Linked DNA regions of Homo sapiens: region 2 is linked to region 1. A link is an interaction called in ENCODE POLR2A ChIA-PET data of the cell type or tissue named here. Cell type or tissue: PC-3. All regions are shown on one strand. Each heading gives the region's core, and the rest is flanking DNA. Links, peaks and the distances in the headings are about the cores only.

The links. Peaks named below come from ENCODE experiments on the same cell type or tissue, not always from the same donor. Only the 100,000 strongest peaks of a DNase experiment are listed, where the experiment ranks them.
Region 2: POLR2A ChIA-PET joins it to region 1 with 11 read pairs; 4 of 35 experiments call an interaction of 5 or more read pairs at or near these places.

What each region holds. Positions count from the first base shown.
Region 1 is chr12:1,586,577-1,591,576 of GRCh38, forward strand. The region is part of intron 1 of FBXL14 (F-box and leucine rich repeat protein 14); the gene reads right to left. Among named protein-coding and RNA genes, the nearest start is that of FBXL14, 5.5 kb to the right of the region's middle. RefSeq lists an enhancer at 1,266-1,925. In PC-3, for the core only: a CTCF peak has its summit at 4,674; a DNase peak (open chromatin) is centred at 4,685; H3K4me3 peaks cover 2,133 bases; H3K27ac peaks cover 1,093 bases.
Region 2 is chr12:1,343,706-1,360,501 of GRCh38, forward strand. The region is part of intron 15 of ERC1 (ELKS/RAB6-interacting/CAST family member 1); the gene reads left to right. Among named protein-coding and RNA genes, the nearest start is that of LINC00942, 150 kb to the right of the region's middle. In PC-3, for the core only: no CTCF peak of the experiment used is centred there; no DNase peak of the experiment used is centred there; H3K27ac peaks cover 192 bases.

The DNA of each region.
Region 1 (5,000 bases), core at 1-5,000:
ACCTTCTGCATTGGTCATTAAGTCTAGAGCAGCCCAGGTTCTGACACTAGGTTCTCCTCTAATTACCTAGGCAAAATCTTTTCCACTTTGTTAAGCATCTTTTCCCATTTATAAAATTAAATGTACCACATCTGCCAGATTTGGGAAAACAAAAATGTTGAGACAGAGAAACCGAACATTGTGTTATGACTGAGTTCTTCCACAGATCACACTCACATTCCTGACCTGGTCTCACTTGGGTTTCTCTGCTGCGCCACGGCTGCAGACCCAGTTCTCTTCTTTGTAATTGAGACTCATTTGTTTCCACTATCACAAATGCAAGTATCCTTGTAAGTTTTTTATAAGGATATAAAGCATTTGTTCCTTAAACAACTAAAGTGGCCGGGCGCGGTGGCTCATGCCTGTAATCCCAGCACTTTGGGAGGCCGAGGCGGGCGGATCACTTGAGGTCGGGAGTTTGAGACCAGCCTGACCAACATGGAGAAACCCCGTCTCTACCAAAGATACAAAATTAGCCGGGCGTGGTGGCACACGCCTGTAATCCCAGCTACTCAGGAGACTGGGGCAGGAGAATCACTTGAACCTGGGAGGCGGAGGTTGCAGGGAGCCAAGATCGTGCCATTGCACTGCAGCCTGGACAACAAGAGTGAAACTCCGTCTCCGTCTCAAAAAAAAAAAAAAAAAAAAATTGAAGTAGAAGAGTAATGAAATAATAGAAACTTAAGTCTTCTTTTTAAAGAAAATATGTGCACTTTTCTGGGTTAATAAATAGCAGGCAGAGGAATTCCACTTCGATTGTTTTATTGGGAGTGGGGGTTTAACATACCCCACTCTGGTGCTGCTCAGTTAAGATCTCAAGCTTACTTTCTTTTGCACCTCAACTGGAGGGCTTGGCTTTACATACGACCAAATATTCTGGGTTGGTAAAGGCAACTCCAGCAGGCAAAATCAGAGCAATCCCTGGAAAAGAGGAAAAAACTGAAACTGATCATTTGTGGACATTTAAATTTACCAATTGTCTAGAAATTCCATACAAGAGCTGAGATATATGCTCTTGTTCCAACTGTGCACTTACCTTTGATACTTCATTAAGTAAATTATTAATATTTGGCACTGATCTAAATATGCATGTCCCATCTGTTTTACAACTTTTTAAAAAATTTAACTTGCTGCCTGATAGTTAACCAAGTGCATTGACAGAAATGAGGTAAGTATGTGACCCAAGTCTGAGCTTAGGTTTGAATGCAGCTTTCTAATTTCTAATGCTGTGCTTTACTCATGATCCACATTATTTCATCAAAAAGCCTCACCCCTCTGACTCCTCAGGGGTTCATAATGGCACAAAATTTAGGTCTTGCCCTCTACTAAAGGGATGGAATTAACTTTTAAAAGGGGTGATGTTTGATGCAGGGAAGAGAAAGAGAACAGAGAGAGGGGACCACTAGATGACTTACTATAGTCCCTCCCTTTCTACCGCAGAACACAGCAGAGATCAGAGGCCAGGGCTTTCCCTTTCATAGAACTGGGAAGAGACAGTTGTCAGAAGCTGCATGAGGTCTTGGTTTTGTTTTACAAATCTGATCTTTTAATCAAGAGGTTCTTATTCTTTAGAAACACAGTGGTCCCTGGGGGCCACTACCCTTTCCCTTTGAAAACTTGAATTCGAATTCTCTAAGTCAAAAGTGAAAGGTTTTGTTTGTATTCTAAGACCAGCACCTATCTAGTAACCACTTCAGGAAAGCAGCAGGATTTGGGAGCTAGGCCATGCTTTAATTTACATATCATATGTCCTTATGTAAGAGAAAGTTCATACCTTTCAAAAGAAAAAGGAACGTTTGCTTTTTTACATCTTTGTTGTTCATCTGACTCATGAAAGAACATGATCGGTTCGAGTTTATTTTTAGGATATACTGGTACTGGCTTTTAGTTTTAGTAAATGTTAAGTTGGACAAGTTAGGGGCCTAGCTTGGGAGCTGCAGAAATTGGCTGAGCCCCACAGGTGATTTATAGATAATCTTTCCAGTAAGAACATTGAAGGGCTACACACAATGACACTTAGAAAAAGAAGGGAAATGAAGCTGTTCCTTGACTACTACCCAGTTTCTGTTGAGGTTTATTACTTCTAGATGATAAGGTTTACACGAAGTTTACATTATGTTTTTTCAGTTCTCAAGTTTCAGCAAATACCTGAACCAAGTTTTTTTCTGTTATTCTAAGAACTGCCCTGGAGTGCCTTTTAACTTTTGTACCACCACGCAAAGTGTACTATCAATTCATGTCCTTTAGCTCTTCTATTCTTCAATGCATTTCTCCCATTCCTGTAGGTATGGCGGGGATCAACTTTTCATACCACCAAGAGTCACCCCTATTCCCTTTGAAGTACTGCCCTATGGCATAAGCTTGTTCATACGGTGTTCAAACAGCTACCGTTCACTTCTATGAGGGTCACCTTACTGGAAACCAAGGTATGACGAGTAACTAAATCTTCTCATCAAGCAGAAGGGAGCTGGACTTTAGAAATGGAGCCTGGGCCACGCAGAGTGGCTCACGCCTGTAATCCCAGGACTTTGGGAGGCCGAGGTGGGCAGATCGCTTGAGCCCAGGAGTTTGAGACCAGCCTGGGCAACATGGTGAAACCCTGTTTCTACAAAAAAAATACAAAAAAAAAAAAAAATAGCCAGCCATGGTGGTGTGCGCCTGTAGTCTCAGCTACTCAGGAGGCTAGGTGGGAGGATCACTTGAACCTGGGAAGTCAAGGCTGCAGTGGGTTGTGATTGTACCACTGCACTCCTGCCTAGGCAACAGATCAAGACCTTGTCTCAAAAAAAAAAAAAAAAAAAAAAGATCAAGACCTTGTCTCAAAAAAAAAAAAAAAAAAAGACAGGAAGGCAGGAAGACAGGAAGGAAGGGAGGGAGGGAGGGAGGGAAATGGAGAAATGGAGCCTAGGTTTGAATCCTGGCTCCCTCACTTACTGGTTGGGTAACTTACGGCAGGAATTATGACTTATCTGGAAAACAGGGATAATACCTGTTTCAGCAGGTTGCTTTGAAGATTAAAACTTACAAGTACCTTGTAAAACACACATAGGTTCTCAACACGTTAATTGCTTTCCATCCAAAAAGGTTGAGAGATGAGCAGTTGACCTTCACTAACCACTCTAGGTGGTTTATCATCTTTCCCAGAGAAGCTCCGGCTATATACTAAGTATGCCTCATTCAGGATAAGGATATAGCTAGACCCATGGTCGTAACTTTCAAACATCAATTTGCCGACCTTTAGTCAAGCGTATATTTAACATTTAACGTAAAAAGGAGACAAAACAGAAGAACGTGCTTCACGTTACAGGTGGTAGGAATATTTTGCCTATTAAAATGAAGAATGTGAATACAGAGCCTAAGACTTGGGTGCTCAAATTTTTATCAATTGAATCTGTACAGCCATGCAGTCTCTTGGAAGAAAAACAGACTAAGAACCCACTGCCGTGTAACCTTCAGGAGTTGTGTCAAATGCTGGATTAGAAAGCTGACCCTAATTCAGAGTCCCTACTTCTTAATAGGCTTCACACTTTTTTTTTTTTCCAGGCATTAAGCACTGTAACCTAAGTGGGAAGAAAGAGATCCACACCTTCCCCAAAGAAACAGAAGATGGATCTAGTGTCAGGCTCAATTAGACCCAATTGTGATGACTCTCCAAAAAGGAACAATGCGGCTTTTGTGATATGCTCAGGCAGAAAGCTTGGACATTTTACAAAACAATCTTATCCCAAGAGAAACCTGGGTTCCAGCCCTCTTCCTGGAAAGAGGGGTTGATCCAGGAAAGTTTTATACTACTCTTATCAGCTCTTGCTGAGATCAGTATTTTTTTTAACAATCTCAGAAACAACCCAGACCAATGTGAAACCAGGAATATGAACCACTCCCCTGTTGGAGCACTCACACCCATAGGTCTCCACAGCCAAACCACAGGGTGTCAGATTATTTTGTTACTGTCTACCAAAGGGAACTCTTGCTGGAATTCTGGTATTTCATTAATCTGCCCCGATTTCAGTCTAAAAACCCTTGACAGAGTGGATCCAGCGGCCAGCCTCGGCTATTGGAAGTGCTAAAATGCAAATGTGCAAAATCCTGGCCAAGCTCCCCATCCCCCAGGAAAGTGCTTCCTTACAGCCGGGCCTGGAGGGGAATGTGAAAAAGAGGGCTTGAGCTGCCCTCCTCCTCTCCACCCGGACCCTCGCTCACACTGGGAGATTCAGTATGCATGACTGAGCCGGCAAGCACGCAAGGACAGCGCTCTTTTAACTTTTCTCAACAATGGCTTCAGTCCTTCCACCTTCACATCCTCCCCACACCCACTCTCAGGGTAAAAAAAATCCATCTTTCTTGCCCACGTCGTGAACCACTTTTCAACATCACCTCTAGATCTCATTTTCACCCAAAGAAAAACTGGCCACTCGGGGAAACTGTGACTTACATACAAATCTGGTTTTTTAAAAAGTTTCATTTTGTTCAATTTCTTTAAATTTCCACGTTGTTGAAAGTTTAAAGCCAAACATTATATAAATCTCCAGTCTAATCACATTTCTAGAAACAAAACATGTCAGTAGTAAACCTTATACAGAATAAAATTCTACCCATGAGTTGACTCACCCCCACATAGGATGCACCAAACTCCACCTTGCGTCCTCTTAGAGTATACAAACAACACCTCCTACCTTGGCATGTACCCAAGCACACAATGCCTTAAAAATAATTCGCAGATACAAGGCTGTTGTTTTTTTTTTTTTTTTCAAAAACATACTTCATATTTCCTCTTTTATTATATAAATATCAGTTTAACCTTTTACTGTAAGAATATAAACGTTTTAAGAGGATCTTTGTTATTATTTATACAAATTCACAAACAGTACAATTAATTGATAAAGGTCTCTGGGTTTCTTTAACTCCATGGTCTTGCATGTTGCTGTGGAGGGTTCTAAAGAAATAACAACAAAAATCCAACG
Region 2 (16,796 bases), core at 7,106-12,105, 240 kb before region 1:
ATTACTAGGAAAGATTAAACACATCATATAATGCCAGTGACTGCAGGACTTTCCTTTAAAGCTTCTAAACTACCTGCCAGTATGCTGAAATAAGGTATATTCTGAAGCTTATCGTTTAAATTGTAGATTTCATATGTAAAAACATTTTTTTTTTTTAAGACAGTCTTGCTCTGTCACCCAGGCTGGAGTGCAGTGGCGCGATCTCCGCTCACTGTAAGCTCCGCCTTTCAGGTTCACACCATTCTCCTGCCTCAGTGTCCCGTGTAGCTGGGACTACAGGCACCCACCACTGCACCCGGCTAATTTTTTGTATTTTTAGTAGAGACGGGGTTTCACCGTGTTAGCCAGGATGGTCTCGATCTCCTGACCTCGTGATCCCCCCACTTCGGCCTCCCAAAGTGCTGGGATTACAGGCGTGAGCCACCGCGCCCAGCCTGTAAAAACATTTTCATCTTTGTTTATAAATAAAACATCTGATTATACAACAATACTTTTATGGGACTCAAAGAGGGGAGTCAGGGTTGGGGTGGGGTCTGTCATTTATTTACTTATTTTTAAAAGATACCTGGCCTGGTTCTGTGGCGGTGGCTTTTCTTCGCTAATCATGAGCTGTACTTTGAGTATGCAGTAGATTCCGTCAGCATCTCAGTGGGAGAAAGGGGGGAAAGAGGGGTTTTAACACAGTGTTCTCTTTGCATTGAGTGAAGAAGCTGTTGATCTCTGAAGGAGGAAAGGAGAGACTGGAACCACATGAAGGCTTGTGCTGTGAAACCCTGAAACCCTGACGGTGCCTTTTGATCACTGTGTTTTAACAAAGCTGACAATCCTCAGCCACACAAATCTTGGGAACTAAAATAAGTATTCATTTAACTCTTGACTAAAGGTTAAAAGATACAGTTAAAAAGAAATCTAAAACCCAGAGTGGTAATTCCACTTTTTCTTTCTCTTTCTGTTGTTGGAACCTGAGCTCTCTAGGAAAACTAACATTTGTTAAGGGCCTGCCATGTGCCAGATTCCTGTCTGTAAGAGAGGTATAATTATTATTTTACACTATCTCAATCTTAATAACAACTCCGTTAAGTTTACACATTTATATTTCCATTTGACAGTTAAAATCAAGGAAGTTCAGGAAGCTGCTTGTCTAGGGTCATACAACTAGTAAGCGGCACTGTCCAGCTCCAGAACACATGCTTTTTCTTGTGTATTTTAGTGCTCCTTCAGTCACTTATATGATTTACTTATTTGTTATTCTTTTATAAATTTAAGCAGTAGTACAAAGTAGAAAGAATAAAGAAAAAAACAGCCCCCAAGTCAATTGCCTAGAAAATAATCATTATTTGTAGTAGGTAAGCAGGATTCCTGTCATATTCCTATGCACATATAGAAAAAAATTAACATATAACATGCCATTTTAAATAAAAATTGAATTTAATTTTACTTGACATTAGCAGAATAAAGAGAATTTCAGTAGAATATTTCTTCTTTTTTTTTTTGAGACGGAGTCTCACTCTGTCGCCCAGGCTGGAGTGCAGTGGCGTGATCTGGGCTCACTGCAAGCTCCACCTCCTGGGTTCACGCCATTCTCCTGCCTCAGCCTCCCGAGTAGCTGGGACTACAGGTGCCCACCACCACACCCGGCTAATTTTTGTTCTATTTTTTAGTAGAAATGGGATTTCACCGTGTTAGCCAGGATGGTCTCAATCTCCTGATCTCGTGATCTGCCCGCCTCGGCCTCCCAAAGTGCTGGGATTACAGGCGTGAGCCACCACGCCTGGCCAGAATATTTCTTTACTATAAAGGAGAATTCCTAAGCCATCCTTCCAAGTTTAAGAAAAGAGATAGAGATTGGGGTTATGTTTTACAACAGCATCTTTTATTTTTATTTTAATCAGTATTAATTCATGCCATGCTCTAAAAGATGAAGAAATTATCACTTCTTCTCACCAGTTTTTAATGATATAGTTTTATATCAGCTTTACCAAGGTTTATAATATTTACATCTTATTTTATAACTCCCAGGCTACTTAGTCTGGGAGTTAAATTCAGCACTTAACACCTTTTGCCACATTTTCCCTATCCCTGAATTTTTTGCTGTATCGTTTTGCTTATTTAATTTTATCTTCACTTGACTATTTCAGGAAAGACTGATGCTGAATTCTGGTTTTCTTGTTTTATGTTTGCATGCTTGATAGTGTTTATTTGCCATTCTACTTGAAGTATTACTTAGCTAGTTACGAAATTCTTAGGTGTGTTCTTCTAATGCAGAGTGGATGAATGTTCCCGGATGCTCTCTTCCTGCCATCACTGCATCTGATGTTGCCCCTCTGAGTTAGAACAGAAGGGCCAGGAATTGACTTCAGCCTGCTTTTCTATAACCTGGGAAATGTGAGGAGCTAGGACTATTCTCAGCTGGATCTCCACTGTCTTTGTGGAAGGCCTGGACTCAAGTTTTTGTTGTTTGTTTGTTTGTTTGTTTTTCCTGAAATTTTGATAAATATCCTGTATTCATCCTGGTAAGCATGAGAAGGTTCAGATCGTCTGTGAAATTCTTTAGAGATTGCTAGAAAACAGCATATCCTAGTAATTTTTCTTGCCTTTATGAGGTTGCCATAGTTAAATGTTTTGTCCTGACTCATCTCTTAAACCACCAGTCCACCCTTTTCCATCTGTTTTTCTCCACATTTGGGGATATTACTGGGAATTCTCACAGTTTTATCACCTCACTTCTGAATTGCTTCTGGGCTTAGAATAGGGTAAAGAGCAACACTATTTTTCACCAAAATTTTTGTTGATTTTATTACCTGCAGCCCAACACAAAAATACTGACAAACCTTTCATTTCTAGGAGAACAACTGATTGACCCTAATAGAAAAAATAGACTCTATCAGTCAGGTATTCCAGTGTATAGGAAACAGCGTGTTGTGACATTTGTTTATTTAAGAGATGATGGTTTTCGGCCGGGCGCGGTGGCTCACGCCTGTAATCCCAGCACTTTGGGAGGCCGAGGCGGGTGGATCATGAGGTCAGGAGATCGAGACCATCCTGGCTAACAAGGTGAAACCCCGTCTCTACTAAAAATACAAAAAATTAGCCGGGCGCGGTGGCGGGCGCCTGTAGTCCCAGCTACTGGGGAGGCTGAGGCAGGAGAATGGTGTGAACCCGGGAAGCGGAGCTTGCAGTGAGCCGAGATTGCGCCACTGCAGTCCGCAGTCCGGCCTGGGCGACAGAGCGAGACTCCGTCTCAAAAAAAAAAAAAGAGAGAGATGATGGTTTTCAGGTTTTTTGGGTTTTGTTTGTTTTGATCCTTTGAGGATGGTATGTTGTAGTCCAGAGAAGGTATTTAGAATTGTGACAAGGTAATAAAATTGAGACAAACACGATTATTTATCTTTGTCGAGAGTCACTCCTGGCAATTTTCACATGGACCTTCGTTGAAATGCATCATTGAAATACTAGCGTACATTTTAGGTATTTTACTGTTTCACGGTATGCTTATTAGTCAGTGTAAAATGCATCCTAATCAAAATTAACTACTTTGAAAAGGGAAGTTGATCGCTTCTTGGCCATTTGGCTAAGATCAACTGAAAAGGGAAGTAGAGATAATATGGTACAGCAATTTATTTTTAAAACAATTAGTTTTTTTAAACTGACAAATAAAAATTGTGTATGTCCATCATGTACAACATGATGTTTTGAAATATGTATATTTTGTGGAATTGTTAAATCAAGCTAATTAACATATCATTATCTCACATGCTTGTCATTTTTCATGGTGATAACACTTAAAATCTATACTCAGCAATTTTCAAGATGTAGTAATTTCTATATAGAGAAAATCTGTAGAACTCAGGATTGTCTATTTTGAAGGTTCTTAAGATGTATTTCCAAGAAAATACAGTATAAATTTTGTGATTGATACCACTTTTCATGCTAGCCACATAAATTGTCCTTTTTGCTCCCAGGTTAAGAATTCAAGGCTTACAAAAATGAACACAAGGCTGGGCACAGTTGCTCAAGCCTGTAATCCCAGCACTTGGGAGACCGAGACGGGCAGATCACCTGAGGTCAGGAGTTTAAGACCAGCCTGGCCAACATGGTGCAACCCCGTCTCTACTAAAAATACAAAAATTAGCCAGGGGTGGTGGCGCATGCCTATAGTCCCAGCTACTCAGGAGGCTGAAGCATGAGAATTGCTTGAAGCCGGGAGGCAGAGGTTGCAGTGAGCAGAGATGGCGCCACTGCACTCCAATCTGGTCAACAGAGTTAGACTCGGTCTCAAGAAAAAAAAAATTATAATTGAAAATGAACACAGGTTTCTTGTATGTCTCTCCACTTAGTTGATTCTCTAGAGTGTGGTACATTTTACAATGTGTTGTCTGCAGTGTTTATTTACATTGTCTGGCATGCTACAAAGGTTGGTAGCATTTGCTAATAAGGAACCACTATGTGACCAGTGTAAATGATCTACCAGTGCCTCTTCCTGGTTTCGATTTCTTTCCTAGCAAAATACGGGTATAAGAAGTGAACCAGACGTCTTTAAGAAAGAGTATGTCTGCTACTCTTGTTTCCAAAAGTGTTTATATTTATTCATTAAAGAACTTTTGTTACTGAATTCTTTTTAGGAAACTTAGTGAACCATACACTGCCTGTATGGCCAATGATGAAGAATCAGCTTAAGGGGAAAAAATGTATAATGTCCAGCCAGGCGCAGTGGCTCACGCCTGTCATCTCAGCACTTTGGGAGGCCGAGGCGGGCAGATCACTTGAGGTCAGGAGTTCGAGACCATCCTGGCCAAAACCAACATGGTGAAACCCCGTCTCTACCAAAAATACAAAAATTAGCTGGGCGTGGTGGCAGGCGCCCATAGTCCCAATTACTCGGGAGGCTGAGGCAGGAGATTTGCTTGAACCTCGGAGGCAGAGCTTGCAGCGAGCCGAGATTGTGCCACTGCACTCCAGCCCAGGCAACAGAGTGAAGACTCCATCTAAAAAAAAAAAAAAGTATAATGTCTCACAATATAATGCAACAAGATTTCCTACTCAGGACTTACAAAGACCTGTGTCTCTTAAAATACACGGGTCACCGGAATGTAGGTTTTTTGGTAAGTGCTGAGCATTCCTATATTCATTTCCTTCCTCTGTTTTATGATTCACTGGAAAGCTTCAAGCCTTGAAATATTTCTGATTTGATTTTTGCAATATACTTTTTCTTCCCATTGCCATGCTCGTATTTCTGCACACCTCATGTGCTTATACAGTCCAATCATTTTGATGACTTGGGGAGGTGTGAAGAGGCTGAGCTAGACTTCATATTTTCTCCTGTCCCGTGTTCTTATTGTAAAGGAATGTAGTAATGCACTGTGTCTTTTTTGTGTCTGTTGTTGGCTACATGTCCTCAAAACATATTCAACAAGTAGACGTCTATTGAAAAGAAATTTTCCTAAGTTGTCCCCAAGAAAACGACGACACTGGAGTCAGTTCCGTGTTTATAACAGAGTCCCAACACTTGTTTTTCTCCAGGGTTTCTACAAGAAGAAGCATAAAACAGTGTTAGTATGTGACTGACCTTTGGCTTCAAGGCTTCAGTAAATCCGTAAAGTGAGATTGATTAGGATTAATAGCTTTTTGTCCTAGCTAAAAAGTGTTCGAGATCTTGGCTTAAAAAGAGTTCTTTTTGGCCGGGCACAGTGGCTCACGCCTGTAATCCCAGCACTTTGGGAGGCCGAGGCGGGCAGATCATGAGATCAGGAGTCCAAGACCACCAGCCTGTCCAATATGGTGAAACCCTCTCTACTAAAAAATACAAAAATTAGCCAGGCATAGTGCCATACGTCTGTAGTCCCAGCTACTCGGGAGGCTGAGGCAGGTGAATCGCTTGAACCCGGGAGGCAGAGGTTGCAGTGAGCCGAGATCATGCCACTGCACTCCAACCTGGACGACAGAGTGAGACCGTCTAAAAAAAAAAAAAAAAAAAAGTTATTTTTGATACCTTGGAATGTGTTGGCCGTTTTAGGTGCTTCCAGCATTTTATTCAAAGAGTTGAGAACATAAAAGGATAGCTTGATTATACTTAGACCTTAAAAAACTTTTAGGAGTTCATCAAACACATAACCTTTACAACTGGTTAGACTTCCAGCTTTCCTAAACAAGAGTATGGCACTCTTGCCAGTGTTGGTTTAAAGTACATGTAATTTACATAAAATAGCACTGACTGCAGCCTAGGTCTCTAAGCAGAGAATGCTCTGACAACTTTGTCTCCAGGTCCACTCTACTGTTCCTTATTGAGGAGGGAAACCAGGTTCACAGTGTTGTGCTTTCTTCTTTTGGCACCAAAAGGGGCTCCTCCTGGTTTATGAGTTTTAAAGGATGAGGGAAAAATTCATCATGGGGGATGTTATTTTCCTCAGTGGGTAAGTGAAGTCAGGGAAAAACAGAAAACAATGGAGATAAGAGGATGGGATGCGTTCAGTTTATTCTGTTGTTCTCACCACAGTAATTGACTCAGAAGGGACTCATTCTGAATTTAGTATCTAGTGTTAAAAGAACAGGCCTGGGGCAGGCGGAGGCCAGCACTGAGACACAGTGGTGGGTTGAGACCTATTGTATTTTTTAAGTTGTTCCAAGGCTGTCCAGGTGTCCTGATTTAAAGCCTGCTTCTTAAGTCAGGAAATTGTATCTTGTTCTGAGGTTTACTGTAATAAAGTACACAGTCCTAGGGGATGGTACTTCTGGCTCCATGAATCACTTTACAGGCTGGCTGTACTGACCCAAGCCTCATGATTTATTTATGCCATACCACAGTAGGAATGGCAAATATGTAAGCCACACATGGTCTATGGGATGGGCCTTTAACTGGGAAACTGCCATAAATCCGTGAAGTCAGGTAGGACAGAGCCAGCAGGAGCTCATGTCGTGTACAAGATTTCTTCCTGTTTTATAGGGACTTACAGTTCTAGAGCTAATTAAGTTCATCCTCCTTAGAGTGTATCTGTCTTAGTCTGTTGTGTGTTGTTATAAAAGAATATCTGCGCCTGGATAATTTATAATGTAACAAGGTTTATTTAGCTCATGGTTCTGTGGGCTAAGAAGTTCAAGGGCATGGCCCTGGCTTCTGGCAAGGGCTTTCATGCTGCGTCACAAAACAGCAGAGAAGGTCAAAGGGGAAGGGGACACATGCAAACAGGAGAACCTGAGGGTCCATCCTGGCTTTATCACAACCCACTCTCCTGGGAACTAATCTGTTCCCTGCAATACCTAATGCAGTCTTGTCAGAGTGGGAACTCACTCACTACCACAAGATCAGCACCAAGCCATTCCTGAAGGATTCATGCCCCTGTGACCTGAACACCTCCCATCAGGCCCCACCTCCCAACACCATCATACTGGGAATCAAATTTCAACATGAGTTTTCGTGGGGACAGACAAACCATATCCACACCATAGTGATATCCTTGGACTTTTTGTGTGCTGTGTTTATCCAGTCTTTGATTTACTGCTTACAAATCTAAAGAATAGCTCTGAAATATAGTCTAGTCCTATTGTCACTGATATTTTCTCTTCGATTTATTTCTATAAAGTGTTGCCCATGTTTTTCAAATAATTTCTATGTTTTGAGTAAATACTAAGGAGTGCGATGGCCAGATCTTAAGAGTATGTTTAGTTGTGTACAGAACTGCCAAACTGTCTTCCAAAGTGCTGTACCATTTTGCGTTCCCACCAGCGGTGAATGAGAATTCCTGTTGCTCAGCATTCTTGCCATCATCTGGTAGTGTGTGTTCTGGATTTTGTCCATTGTGGTAAGTGTGTAGTGGTATCTCATTGTTCTCATATGCATTTCCTGATTACGTATGATGTGGAGCATCTTTTTGTATGCTTATGTGCCATCTGTATATATTCCTTGGTGAGGTGTCTGTTAAGGTCTCTGGTGCATTTTCTTCCTTTTATCTTGTTTTATTTTTGTTTTTTATAATATTTTCAATTTTTAATTGATACAACATAATTGTACATATTTATGGGGTACATAGTGATGTTTTAATACATGCAGTGTATCATAAGGCCCATTTTTTAATCAGATCATTTATTTTCTTAGTGTTGAATTTTAAGTATCTTTTGTATTATTTTGGATAACAGTCCTTTATCAAATGTATCTTTTGCAAGTATTTTCTCCCATTCTGTGTCTTATTTTCTCATTCTCTTAATATTTGAATATTTAAACACATATTATTTATAAATTAATGGTACATTATTTATAATAATGGTTAAACGGTTGGTAAGTAAATCACTGCTGAGTATATACTGCTTTGAAGGGCCCAAGGATCCATTAGGCCTCCAGCTTTAACCCAGCACAGCATTCTGAAATACCCAATTCTCCCCAGAGTTTCAAGAGTCACCAGGCCTTAACCTTCTTATTGCCTCAAGGACTCTTAGAGCTCACCAGGCTCCTCCTACCACAAGCCTTCATCATATCACCCTGTTCCTGTTGCTTAGGGAGCTTTCTCAGGATAGCATTTCAAGATTGAGTACCCATCCTAGTTTTCTCAGTGTTCCTTGTGAGCCGTGTCACATAGAAGGCATTTAATAAATGTGTGCTGAACTGAGCTGAACCAGCAAGGGCAAAAGGGATTTAAGAGACTGCCGTTTTAATTGAAAAGGAGTAAAAAGACACTGGGAAAGGCAGCATGTATTGGGGGAATATGAGAAATTTCCAAATCACTGGACCATCAGGCTGGAAAATTTAGGTTGGAGCCAAACTGCAAATGGTTTGAATGTCATCATGTATAGTTTATGTATTTATATATACTTACCTTTCTCATAGAAGGGTGAATTTTTATATTATAATAGCTAGAATGTTCTTAGAATTTATCTTCTTAATTCAGAAAACATCACATTGAGATCTGTCAGTAAACCCCCCACACACACAAATAATTTCTTGTCCTCATTGACCTTCGGTCTGAGCTCTTAATGCAGTTTTCTCTACTACACTTGTCCATGCACATAGTGGTCGCAGACATTTGAGAGAATGAAAATCATGTGTTTAATGAGAGATTGTTATCGGAGACTGTAGCACTTGTTTTACTTTATTCTTTCTATTGCTTTTTCTCTTTTTGTTTCTTTCAAAGTACATACAAATACATATTCATTATATCCTATGTAAGGGAATGTGTATTTACTCTAGAATAGGACTACTTTAAGTTTGAGATGGCTTTTTGCTTTTAAAAATATAGATGAGTGTGATTTAGGCATGTATATTCAGTCAGATCTTTTAGCTCTCACCTTGATAAAATTATTGGGTACGAGAAGCAATCAAGTCTTCTTTTCTTTTCTTTTTTTTTTTTTTTTTTCTGAGATGGAGTCTCGCTTTATCACTCAGGCTGGAGTGCAGTGGTGTGATCTCTGCTCACTGCAAGCTCCGCCTCCCGGGTTCACACCATTCTCCTGCCTCAGCCTCCCGAGTAGCTGGGACTACAGGCGCCCGCCACCACACCCAGCTAATTTTTTGTATTTGTAGTAGAGATGGGGTTTCACCGTGTTAGCCAGGATGGTCTCGATCTCCTGACCTCGTGATCCGCCTGCCTCGGCCTCCCAAAGTACTGGGATTACAGGCGTGAGCCACCGCGCCCGGCCTACAAATAATGCTTTAACGCTAAAGAGACAGGAGAACATTTTCAAATATTTTAAGGACAGTTATTTGAAAGAATGAATTTCTTTTATGGAGCTTAAAGGAATAGAACTAGGGTTACAAAGAGACAGCTCTTTCAGTCTTAATAATTATGCAGGATAATAAAAAATATAAATAAAACTTAAAAACAGAGAGCTTTTGGGATCAGTTCTATAAGTAATTTCCTAAGAGGTTGTCAAAGCTGGTATAGGCACCAGCTCATTCAATGTGTTTAAACATAGGCTGGGGGGCCACTTGGCAGCCATGTGGTGTGGAACACAAGCAAGCCGTGATTTTCATGAATGGATCTGTTCTGTGAGGTCTCTTGTTATGCTAAGAGTTTGTGATTCTGGTTTTGTTTTGTGTGATCTTGAAAGACTGATTTATGATCTCTTTCCACTTGTTTACTGCTGTTTACTGCTCAGCCCATTGCAATATAGCTTCTGCCTCCAGCCCTGAAACTACCCTCCAAAGTAGTAACTTTCGAAAAACTAAATCCGATGGAAATTTTGTATTCTTTATCTTGACCTGCCTGTGAATCTTTAACATGTTTTATCTCTTCTTATTTCTGGAAACTTTCTTTATCTTTGGCTTCCAGGGGACCACCTTCTTTTTGTTTTCTTTTTCCTCTAAGACCATTCCCCCTCAGTTCTTCATAGACTTCTTCCACCAGTGCTGTGTGCCCCGCCTCTTATCTTGGTGGTCTCGTGTCTTATCTTGGTGGTCTCATGTACTCCTGTGATTTTAATTACTTTCAGTGCTGATCATTCCCACGTAGTCTTTAATCGGGTCCTGATTGCAGGACTGTCAGTACAACTGCCTACCAGGTATCTCCCCAGATTCATAAGGTTGATGTAAAGATTAAATTACTTAGTTAAGGCCAGGTGTGGTGGCTCATGCCTGCAATCCCAGCACTTTGGGAGGCCGAGGTGGGCCAATCACTTGAGGTCAGGAGTTCGAGACCAGCCTAGCCGACACGGTGAAACCCCTGTCTACTAAAATTAGAAAAACCAGCTGGGCATGGTGGCAGGCACCTGTAACACCAGCTACTCAGGAGGCTGAGGCAGGAGAATCATTTGAACCTGGGAGGCAGGGGTTTCAGTGAGCCGAGATTGCCCCGTTGCATTCCAGCCTGGGCGACAAGAGTGAAACTCCATCTTAAAAAAAAAAAACTTAGTTGAAGGTGCCTAGTAGAATATCTGGCTCTATAGTAATCATGCTGGCAATGCTAATTATAGTGAGTGTTTACCCAGTTCATTCATACTCTTGAAGAATCATTTATTTATCCTTTTCTTGGGTCAGGGCGCAACAGAGCCTTGCTCTGTCATCCAGGCTGGAGTGCCGAAGCGCAGTGTCGGCTCACTGCAACCTCCGCGTTCTAGGTTCAGTTGATTTTCCTGCCTCAGCCTCCCAAGTAGCTGAGACTACAGGAGTGCGCCCGGCTAGTTTTTGTGTTTTTGTAGAGACGGGGTGTCACCAAGTTGGCCATGCTGGTCTGGAACTACTGACCTCAGGTGATCCGCCCACCTCAGCCTCCCAAAATCCTGGGATTACAGCAGTCCGCCCACTGATTTATCTTTAAATCACCACTTCCCAAACTGTTTTCTCTTGTACTAGTATCCCTCAAGGTGGTAAGTGATGTTCCACCCAGAAAAGAGAGAAGGTGGGGTTCCATGATCAGTTAAGTTTGGAAAATACTTTATAGGTAGGGTTGGAACTTTTTCAGGGGCCAGATTGTAAACTTACTGGGCTCTGTGGGCCATTTGGTCTCTGTCACACTACTCAAATCTCTTGTAGCACCAGCGTAGCCATAGAAAATATATAAGCAAATGAGCAAGGTTTTGTTCACTAAAATTTTATTTGTGGACACTAAACTTTGAATTTCATATAATTTTCACAAAATGTAATTATTATATGTTATATGCTATATTATTTGGGGTTACAAAAGTATTATTATTTTCTTTTTTTTCAACCATTTAAAAATGGAAAAGCCATTCTTTGCTCATGGGCCATGGGCTGGCTTTGACCATGAGTGGCAGTAGCTTGCTGATTCCTGCTTTAAAATATAGCCCCCTATTAAAGATATGCAACCTACACCATAAAAAGCTTTTCTAAGTTCTGCAGCAGTGCTGTTATGACCAGTGTTCCTCAAACATATTTGACCGTGGAAATCTTTTGTCATGCTTATTTGTTACTGTCTCTTGCTGTACTTCTGTGGAATGTGCTTTTGAGAAATACTGACCTAGAGAATAGCTATGTATGCCAGAGGTAAAGTTTGGCCTGTGGAGCAGACTGTAAATAACAAGAGAAAGCGTCTTGTCTTTATTCCTCTTGCTCTGATCGTCAGCTCCAACTGGTCACAGACAGAATGGTATTTTGGGAAACTGAATTCACTCTACGAGGTGGGCACCAGTGAACCACTAAAGCTGAGTCAAAGATTAGCTGAATTGAGGGTGGACATGATGAAGTTAATTCCGTCAACCAGCTTCAGAAATGGGAAAAATGGCTTTAACGTAAGGTAAAATAGAGGTGCTCTAAGTGAGATAAAATACTCGGTCCTGGCTGGGTGCGGTGGCTTACACCTGTAGTCCTAGCACTTTGGGAGGCCAAGGTGGGTGGATTGCTTGAGCTCAGGAATTCAAGACCAGCCTGGGCAACGTGATGAAACCCTGTCTCTACACACACAAAAAATTAGCCAGGCCTGGTGGCACATGCCTGTGGTCCCAGCTACTTGCAGGGCTGAGATGGGAGGATCGCTTGAGCCTAGGAGGTCAAGGCTGCAGTGAGCTGAGATCACACCACTGCACTCCTGCCTAGGTGACAAAGTGAGACTGTCAAAAAAAAAAAAAAGTGTGTGTGTGTGTGTGTGTGTGTGTGTGTGTGTTTATATATTTATATTCCGTTGAGGAAGAAGAGATCCAGAGGTCATATGCAAAATATAAACAGTAATAGGTATCAATTTCTATAGTTTTGAAATCTTTACTGCTGTTGTTTTAAAATATGCAAAAGTTTAAAACTTAAAAAATTGAGTTTATATATAATAAAATTCTAAAACTTGCTTTGAAATAATATTTTCAGTTGCTGTTTTTGTGTGTGTGTGTCTTTGAGAAGTAGGATGTGTGACTCAGTAGGGAGTAAAGGTTATTGCTTTACTATTTTGAGCATATTTTTCCCTAATAAAAATAATGCCATAGCTAAGGAGAGAACCTTCAAATTAAAAACAAAAACACTTTCATTTTAAAAGTCTACGCTTCCCATCTTTTTATGTCTACTTTAACCGTATGCCCCTTATTAAAAGGAAAAATTGGTGTAGTAAGCATTGTTTTTAAATTCTGTCTGGCATTTGGCAAGCAGCTAGAACCTATAGGAGGATGCAGAAAAGATGGGACCATCCCAGCTGATGAGAATTTATCTACCTGATGCAGGCATAGTCATTGCCCATTCCCACAGAATTTACATACCAGGTGTCTCATTCCAAACCTGTGTAGGAGAAAAGGGACTCTTATAGTTTTTGCCAACAGATTGATAGCTGATGAATAATAAAATTGTTGAATCATTAATGCAAGAAGGTAATAAATTACCGGGTTTGTTTTCATCCATTTGGCCAACAAATGTTTTTGGTGACCTCCAAGATCTCAGTAGCCCCAATGTCTTCAGTACTCTCTCAGCATCCCAGCATGCACTCATATATATCCCTGACAGCTTTCATAAGCTTCCTATACAGCTATAGGAGTATATCTCGGATACTTACGCATTGGAGCAGCTCCTACTTTTTTTGTAAGTGTACCACAAATCCCAAAATTAGATGTTCTATGTAACGCTGGCTATTTTATGAGATCAAGACACAGTTGGATCTTGATTTTGCTGGAGGTGGAGACCTGAGTGCCCTGACACTGCTGGCATTCTTCTAGCAAACGTCATGACAAACAGACGTGGAATGCAGCACAGGCTAAAGAAAGGCGAGCAAGCCCCCTCGGTAGCACAGTGTGGACAGCTGGTATGGACATGCTATCCATCTAAAACTGGGAAAGGTTAAATAAACAGTGGGACAGTGACAAAGTGCAGAGATTAATTGCCGAAAGCATTCAATAATTCTTAAAACAGACATCTAAATAAGCAGAAGCATTCTGGAGTTTGAGTTCTGAGAGACAATGTAAGAAGACTTTATTTACTTTTGGAGACAGAGACTTCCTAAGGAAAGAAGACAAGATAAATGGTGTAGTCCAAAAGTAGACATATATAACAACAGGTGTACCTTAGTTTGAAGGGACTACATCTTCATATGGGAAGATTGTATTCTGAAATTTTCTGTTCATATTACATACACTATAAAACATGAAGCGTAAAGGACATACTGTTGTAAAATAATAAAGACAAAATGAGAGAAAAGGCCAATATAAATCTTTTTATCAGACCATCTCCAGATGTTACTGTGAACCTACTACTTAGCTTCATCTCTTGAGGCTCAAGCTCAGCTTCCCCTCCTCCAACTTCATCCCCAGATCTCCAGCGCAGATCAGTGGGTTTAAGACATAATTCAGTAGAGATTTTGATAGGATTTGAGTAAATCCCTAACAGAAACTCCCTTGGCTTGCCAGCTATTTTTAAAGGCAGATATGTAGAAAGCAGAAGATCCTAAATTCACCTATCTGTCTTGTGATAGCCCTTGCCAGGAAAATAGGAGATTTGCCCAAGAATATATTATAGGATGTTCTTGTGGTACATGCCTGTAGTCCCAGCTTCTTGGGAGGATGGCTTGAGCCCAGCAGTTTGAGGCTACAGTGAGCTGCGATCATGCCTGTGAAAAAACATTGCACCCCAACCCGGACAACATAGCAAGGCCTTGTCTGTTCAAAAAAAAAAAAAACACTAAACTTTTTTTTTTTTCAAATAATACATTAGATAGAACCAACCCATAGAAGTCATCTCTGCATAATATTTCTAAGTCCAATAATGATCAACATTATGAGTGCCTGCAATATCATGAGAATTTAAGAGTCAAAAGTTACTTTGATCATTTTCACTATGGAATTGAAAGATTCTTTTTATATACTTATTGGATTAGGAAAGTACATACAAATGCTAAAAATCCAGTCTTGGCAAGGATGTAGGGAATCAGAGGTATGTAATACCTTAATGTTGGTCTTTTAAATCAGCTCGTCTTCCTCTAAAACAGTGGATCTCAAGTATAGATGTCCATTCCAGAAACTCAGTAGGTCTGGAGTAGAGCACAGACTTCCATTTTGAATAATTTCTTTCATGTTTGAGAGCCACCATTGTAAAGCAAATCTGATACCATGTAATAAGCTATACAACTCTCCACAGCCGCTGACCTATTTGTGAGCCCTTCTTGGGTTCTGCAGGGGAAAGCTGCTTCCCGCTCATAGACTGAATTATGTCTTAAATCCACTGATCTGTGCTGGAGATGTGGGGATGAAGTTGGAGGAGGGGAAGCTGAGCTTGAGCCTCAAGAGATGAAGCTAAGTAGTAGGTTCGCACTCTGGATTGATTTTCATATGCTAAATCATTTAGAATTTCCATATCCATTTTCACTTCAACCGTTATAGTTTGGCATGACATAAATCTTCTTACATCGACAAAGATAAGAGTTTGCTTCATTTTTTCATTCTGGTGTTTGGGAGTAATTTTCTGGAGGAAAATGTCACTGATAGGTCTTTGCTCTGCTGCCTTGAAGTCAGGAATCCAAAATTGTCATTAGTACTATATTGGAGCCCTCAAAACTTTGACCAAGGTGGGGAAAGAAAAAGCATAACAGCTTCAGGGAAAAGTAGGCTCAGTCGAGGCTTTCTCCCTGAGGATCAGTAATTGTAGCATGGTGAGGGGTTGGATAATCAATCATTTTAGGTCAAATTAAACATATTTTCTTTACGAGTTCTGTCAAAATAGGTAGACATGAGGTAGAATCCAGGAGTCACTTCTACACTCAACAGAAATAGAGACAACTCACTAGAACTAAGACTGTAAGGAACAGTCTAAGATGGTCTTAGTTCATTTTATTGCTGTAATAATAAAGTACCACAGACTGAGTAATTTATAATGAACAGAAATTTTGGCTTATGGTTCTGGAAGCTGGTAAGTCCAAAAGCAAGGAACCGACACCTGGCAAGGGTCTTTTTGCTGTGTCATCCCACGGTGGAAGGGCAAAGAGGGTAAGAGAAAGGCGGAAGGCAGGTAAAAGGAGGCCACACCCCGCTTCCTCGTTAACAGACCTACCCTTACAATAATGGCATTAATCCATTCATGAAGACACAGCGGTCATGGCCTAGCATACCCTAAGCGTTCTACCTATTAATACTGTTACAAAGGCAGTTAAATTTCAACATGAGTTTGGGAGGGAATAGTCAAACCTTGGCCCACTCACTGAATTGATGTTGTTTTCCTTTCTGTTATAATGTTTCACCGTAAACTGTAGTTCCCTACATATTATATTGAAAGGACTATTGGTCTGTATATATTTGTGTATCACAAAAGAGTTACGTCATCTTTAGAGTCTTCTAACATGGAGAATATATAGATACATTTTATATACAATTTGATAGTTAACTAATTCTATAGATGCAGGCTTTTTTTTTTAAAGAAAGATACTATGTGCCATTATTTTGCAAATTAATGTAAATCTTAAAAATTTTTAGTGGATTTTATTCTAAACAGTAAATACCAAATGAGCAGACATTGTCGTAACTAGGTACTCCCTTCTCCTCTGGCATCTTTTTTGTTTGTTTGTTTAAGAAGACATTCTGAGGCTTATTGTAATTTCTTAATTTCTCTTCTGATTTTTAAATTTCAGTTATGTTGTCTGTTTTACTATTGACAGACATTGTTAAGTATAATTCAAAAGTAAAGAAGCTTAGAATATAAACAGGGATCTGGATGTCATTCAGCAGAAGTGCTCTCTAGTCATGAAGAAAATGAAGCTTGGCTATGAAGTAGAAGAATCTTTCTATCAAAAAATAAGAACGTTGGAACTTAGGATCCAATAGAGTCGCACAATAGTCATATAGGTGATTTTACACTTACTTCATTGGGGCTGTCATGGCTCAAATATATTTGTGATCCTTTTCTTGGAAATTGCTTTCAGAGCCAGTTTGCAGGATGCCCCTAAAAATAAATATGCACT